Regions from separate parts of the Homo sapiens genome. Here region 1 is linked to region 2. The links are chromatin loops, found by intact Hi-C in ENCODE. Cell type or tissue: Calu3. All regions are shown on one strand. Each heading gives the region's core, and the rest is flanking DNA. Links, peaks and the distances in the headings are about the cores only.

The links. A loop is a pair of places that touch in the nucleus more often than their neighbours do. Peaks named below come from ENCODE experiments on the same cell type or tissue, not always from the same donor. Only the 100,000 strongest peaks of a DNase experiment are listed, where the experiment ranks them.
Region 1: a loop joins it to region 2, with 2.7 times the contacts of the local background. A loop is called at or near these places in 15 of 110 quality-filtered maps.

Annotation. Positions count from the first base shown.
Region 1 is chr7:75,613,144-75,615,954 of GRCh38, forward strand. All of the region lies in intron 1 of HIP1 (huntingtin interacting protein 1), which reads right to left. Among named protein-coding and RNA genes, the nearest start is that of SPDYE5, 120 kb to the left of the region's middle. In Calu3, for the core only: no CTCF peak of the experiment used is centred there; no DNase peak of the experiment used is centred there.
Region 2 is chr7:75,726,826-75,729,636 of GRCh38, forward strand. All of the region lies in intron 1 of HIP1 (huntingtin interacting protein 1), which reads right to left. Among named protein-coding and RNA genes, the nearest start is that of HIP1, 11 kb to the right of the region's middle. In Calu3, for the core only: no CTCF peak of the experiment used is centred there; a DNase peak (open chromatin) is centred at 1,596.

The sequences.
Region 1 (2,811 bases), core at 307-2,806, 110 kb before region 2:
GAAAAGAAAATTGGCCATGGCAGGTTGCAGTACAGGTGGCAATAGCTCAGGTTAACAGCTGGGACCTACCACCTGAGTGAGGATGACAGGGAGAGTACAGAACCAAATGGAGATCAGGTGAGCCTGGGAGAGTAGAGGGACAGGTGAGGCATGAAAGCCAAACAGAGCGTCCCCACCGTGGGGAGCCTTCTGTGCTCCGTGAGACTGCTCTGGTCCTAGCTACAACACTTGGAATTTGCTGCCCAACATCAGGGTCTTTTTAATTCTTCTCTTGATCAAAAATAATAATAATCATCATAGAGCCATTGTCACCAGATTAGTGGTAGTAGCAGGAGCCACTGACCCTCACTTGGGCCTCTTCCTCCTCCCAGGCACTGCACTGGTAATTTACTTCTCATCCGCCTTTGGTCCCTAGAGGGCAAGAAATCTGGGCCCCTATTTTCCAAGACAAGCTACTTGCAAGTAGTACAGCCAGCAAGAAGTGGAGCCAGAATTCAAACCCAGGTCCATCTGAGAGCGCCTCCTCTCCCACACCGTGCTGCCTTCTGTAACTGCCAGGGTCCAACACAAACCTGTTGCCAACCAACGTCCTCCACCCTACTGTCTGCCTCACCTTCTGTTGCCCAGGCTGGAGTACAGTGGTGCAAACGTGGCTCACTACAGCCTCAACCTCCTGGATTCGAGCAATCTCCCATCTCAGCCTCCCAGGCAGCTGAGACGACAGGTGCATGCCACCACACCTGGCTAATTTTTAAATTCTTTTGTAGAGATGGGGTTTGCTATGTTGCCTAGGCAGGGTCTCCCTCTGTTGCCCAGGCTGGAGTACAATGGTGCAAACATGGCTCACTACAACCTTAACCTCCTGGGTTCAAGCAATCCTCCCATCTCAGCCTCCCAGATAGCTGAGACGACAGGTGTATGCCACCACACCTGGCTAATTTTTAAATTCCTTTGTAGAAATGGGGTTCACTGTGTTGCCTAGGCAGGTCTCAAACTTCTGGCCTCAAGTGATCCTCCTGCCTCAGCCTCCTGAGTAGCTGGGATTATAGGCACATGCCACCACACCCAGCTAATTTTTGTAGAGACGGGGTCTTACTATGTTGCTCAGGCTGGTCTGAAACTCCTGGGCTCAAGCGCTTTGGCTGTCCCAGCCTCCCAAAGTGCTGGGACTACAGGCATGAGCCATGCGCTGGGCCCTAAAATGGTGAATTTTATGGTATGTATATTTTACCACCACACACACACATAGACACACACACACACACACAGTTACAAGGTAGATAAGCCTCCAAAACATGCTACATGAAAGAAACCAGACATGAAATGGGACACAATGTGTGATTCTATTTGTATGAAGTGCTCAGAATGGGCAGATCCATAGAGACAGAGAGCTGACTGGTGGCCACTGGGGCCTGGTAGGAGAGGGGTGGGGAGTGATTGCTTAATGGGAACAGGGTTTCCTTTACGGATAGTGAAAATGTTCTGAAATTAAACAGTCATGTCGGTTGCACGACATAGCGAATGTGCCAGATGTTGCTTAATTATACACTTGAATTTGTTACAATAGCGAATTTCATGTTATATGTATTTTGTCACAGGAAAAAAAAAGATAAAAAACACTGAGAAACTGATTTTTTTTTCTTTTTCTGAGACGGAGTCTCACTCTGTCACCCAGGCTGGAGTGCAGTGGCGCGATCTCGGCGCATTGCAACCTCTGCCTCCCGGGTTCAAGTGATTCTCCTGCCTCAGCCTCCTGATAGCTGGGATTACAGGCACCCACCACCCCGCCTGGCTAATTTTTGTATTTTTAGTGGAGACGGGGTTTCACCATGTTGGCCTGTCTTGTCTCGAACTCCTGACCTCAAGTGATCCACCTGCCTCGGCCTCCCAAAGTGCTGGGATTACAGGCATGAGCCACCACGCTGGCCTGAGAAACTGATTTTACTGAATACCTACTACACGCAGGGCAAGGCTGCCACACAGATAGTAAGGCTCTTTGCCATACAACCACAAGAGGGCCTTTCACAGACAGTTGTGGACAGCCATGCACCTGCACATGGCTGCCAGGATCCAGGGCACCACACCAGGGGCTGTGAGAGAGCACACAGATGATAGGAAGTGGACCCTGTGGCCAGGTGTGGCAGCTCATGCCTGGAATCCCAGCACTTTGAGAGGCCGAGGCAGGAGGATCACTTGAGGCCTGGAGTTCAAGACCAGCCTGGGCAACATGGTAAGACCCCATCTCTACAAAAAATGAAAATTTAGCTGGGGATGGTGGTATATCTGTAGTGGTGGCTACTTGGGAGGCTGAGGCAGGAGGATTGCTTGAGCCCAGGAGTTGGAGGCTGCAGTGAGCTATGACTGTGCCACTGCACTCTATCATGAATGACAGATGGAGACCCTGACTCCCCACCCTTAAAAAAGGTGGATCTTGTCCTCAAAGGGACAAAGACTGTACTACTCCTTCCTGTCCTTTCCTTCCTTCTCCTCTGACTGTGCTTATGCCTGTAATCCCAACACTTTAGGAGATTGAGGTGGAGGATCGATTGAGCCCAGGAGGTGGAGGTTGCAGTTGAGCCGAGATTGTGCCACTACACTCCAGCCTGGGTGACACAGCGAGACTCTGTCTCAAAAAACAAAAACAAAAACAAACAAAAAATGGCCAGGCGCGGTGGCTCATGCCTGTAGTCCCAGCACTTTGGGAGGCTGAGGCAGGCGGATCACCTGAGGTCAGGAATTTGAGACCAGCATGGTCAATATGATGAAACCTCGTCTCTACTAAAAATACAAAAATTAGCTGGGTGTGATGGT
Region 2 (2,811 bases), core at 249-2,748:
CCCACCATGCCTGCCTAATTTTCATATTTTTAGTAGAGATGGGGTTTCACCATGTTGGCCAGGCTGGTCTCGAACTCCTGACTTCGGGTGATCTGCCCAACTCAGCCTCCCAAAGTGCTGAGATTACAGGTGTGAGCCATTGTGCCTGGCCAGTACCTTATTAAATGTTAATTTGCATTTTCCTGATTGCTAATGAAGCTGCACACCATTTCATAAGTTTATTGGCCATTTGTTTATCCCCTTTCATTAAGTATCTCCTGCTTATTTTTTTTTAAATTAAGTTTGTCTTTTTGTTTGTTTTTGAGACACAGGTCTCACTGTGTCACCCAGGCTGGAGTGTAGTGGTGTGATCATGGCTCACTGCAGCCTTGACCTCCCCAGGTCCCTGGCATCAGTCTCCTAGGCCGAGTAGCTGGGACTATAGATGTACACCTAAGTTTTTGTATTTTTTGTACAGGCGGGTTTTCACCATGTTGCTTAGGCTGGTCTCGAACTTCTGGGCTCAAGGGATCCGCCCACCTCAGCCTCCCAAAGTGCTAGGATTACAGGCATGGGCCACAGTGCCTGGCCTTTTCTTTCTTTCTTTTTTTTTTTTTAAAGTTTTTTGTTTGTTTCTCTTAAATTTTTTACATATTCTGGATATAGGCCCTTTGATAATTATGTGTGTTGCAAATATTTTCTTCTGGGAGGAATTTTCAGTGTCCAAATAAGTCAACCAGAAAAGACTTAGAAAAATAAGGCTGGGCGCAGTGGCTCACGCCTATAATACCAGCACTTTGGGAAGCCCAGGCGGGTGGATCACCTGAGGTCAGGAGTTCGAGACTAGCCTGGGCAACATGGTGAAACCCCGTCTCTACTAAAAATAGAAAAATTATCCGGGCATGGTGGCATGTGCCTGTAGTCCCAGCTATTCAGGAGGCTGAGACAGGAGAATTGCTTGAATCCAGGAGCAGGAGGTTGCAGTGAGCTGAGATTACACCACTGGATTCCAGCCTAGGTGACAAAGCGAGACTCCATCTCAAAAAAAAAAAAAAAAAAACTTAGCAAAATAAATGTCTGTACCTTTTCTAAGTCACACATATCTAAGCCACTGACCCGGCTTCCGCTTTAAAGGGAGATACAGAAAGAAAGTATAAAATTTGGGGCCAGACAAGCCAGGTTCAAACCTCAGTTCTGCCACTTCCTGAGTGCTCTCAAACAAGTCTTTTAATCTCTCTGAGCCTCAGTGTCTGTATTTGAAAACTGACCACAACCATCTACTGCATGCTTGCTCTGTGGCTTCAAAGGAGTAATGTGTCAACATGCCTTTAAACGATAGTGTTACTTGTGTTAAACACAAGCCATAGGCCACACTGGCTTCCTGAGCTGTCTTGTGGCAGTATTAGCAGAGGCAGCAGCAGCAACCTTTCTGATCCAAGAAAAGATGCCATTCTCTCTTCCTCTGAGCCAGCAGACACCTTAAATCACGGTCCCTCTCCCCTCACAAGTCCTGCCCACACACTGGGAACAGAGCTCCTCCCTGGCTGCCCAGGCAGGAAAACAGGAAACAGCCACCACCCTGCCGGGAGGTGGGGCTGACAAGTTCTCTTTCCCAGGTGGGCATCTCTCCAGGTCATCAACCCTCCTTGATGCAGGAGGAGAGCTGGCTGCCAGCCCACTGCACAAGGCTGTGCCCGCTGCCACACCCAGGTCTCCGCCACACCTCGCCTTGAGGCAGTGGAATAAGTGGGCCAATGAATGGGGAGCAGAAAACAGTCTTCATCAGTGCCTTGCAGAAGTGCCAGAGGGGGAACCCTTTCAGTGCCCAAGTGGGGCAGGGAATCTGATCTCCTGGGCCATAGGGACACGCCCCATCCTTCTTAACGTGCAGCACCAACCCTTTATTTTTATTTTTTTTAATCTTCTTTTTCAGAGATGGGGTCTCTGCACTCCAGCCTGGGAGACACAGCGAGACTCTGTCTCAAAAAAAAAAAAAAAAAAAAAAGGACAGGGACCAGGGACCAGGGACGAGGGACCCTGATGGTGCCATATCAGGCAGGGTCTCAGAGAAGGCAGCAAAAGTTTTTGAAAAAGGGCAGTTATAAAAGTAGTTGTCAGTGAAGGGGGAGTATGGTGGGGGGAAGTGGGGTGAAAAACTACCTATGGGGTACTATGCTCACTACCTAGGTGACAGGATCATTCATACCCCAAAACTCAGTGACATGCAGTTTACCCATGTAACAAGCCTGCGCATGTACCATCTGAACTTAAAAGTTGAGGAAAAAAAGTGTAGAGGAAACAGAAGAAAAAAAAAAACCAAAATTCTAACAAGTGAATAAAAATAAGAAACTAGAACAGGAAAAAAAAAAAAAGAAGAAGCATTGTTGGGCCAGGTGCAGTGACTCAATAATCCCAACAATTTGGGAGGCTGAGGCGAGAGGATCGCTTCAGGCCAGGAGTTTGAGACAAGCCTGGGCAACGTAGTGAGATCTTGTCTCTGCAAAAAAAAAAAAAAAAAAAAAAAAAAAATTAATTAGCTGGGTGTGGCAGCACATACCTGTAGTCCCAGCTGCTCAGGAGGCTGAGGTGGGAGAATCACTTGAGCCCAGGAATTCGAGGCTGCAGTGAGCTATGATCGCATCACTGCATTCCAGCCTGGGCAACACAGCAAGACTCTATCTCTTAAAAAACAAAAAAGCGGCCGGGCGCAATGGCTCACGCCTGTATTCCCAGTACTTTGGGAGGCTGAGGTGGGCAGATCACCTGAGGTCAGGAGTTCGAGACCAGCCTGGCTAACATGGCAAAACCTAGTCTCTTCTAAAAGTACAAAAA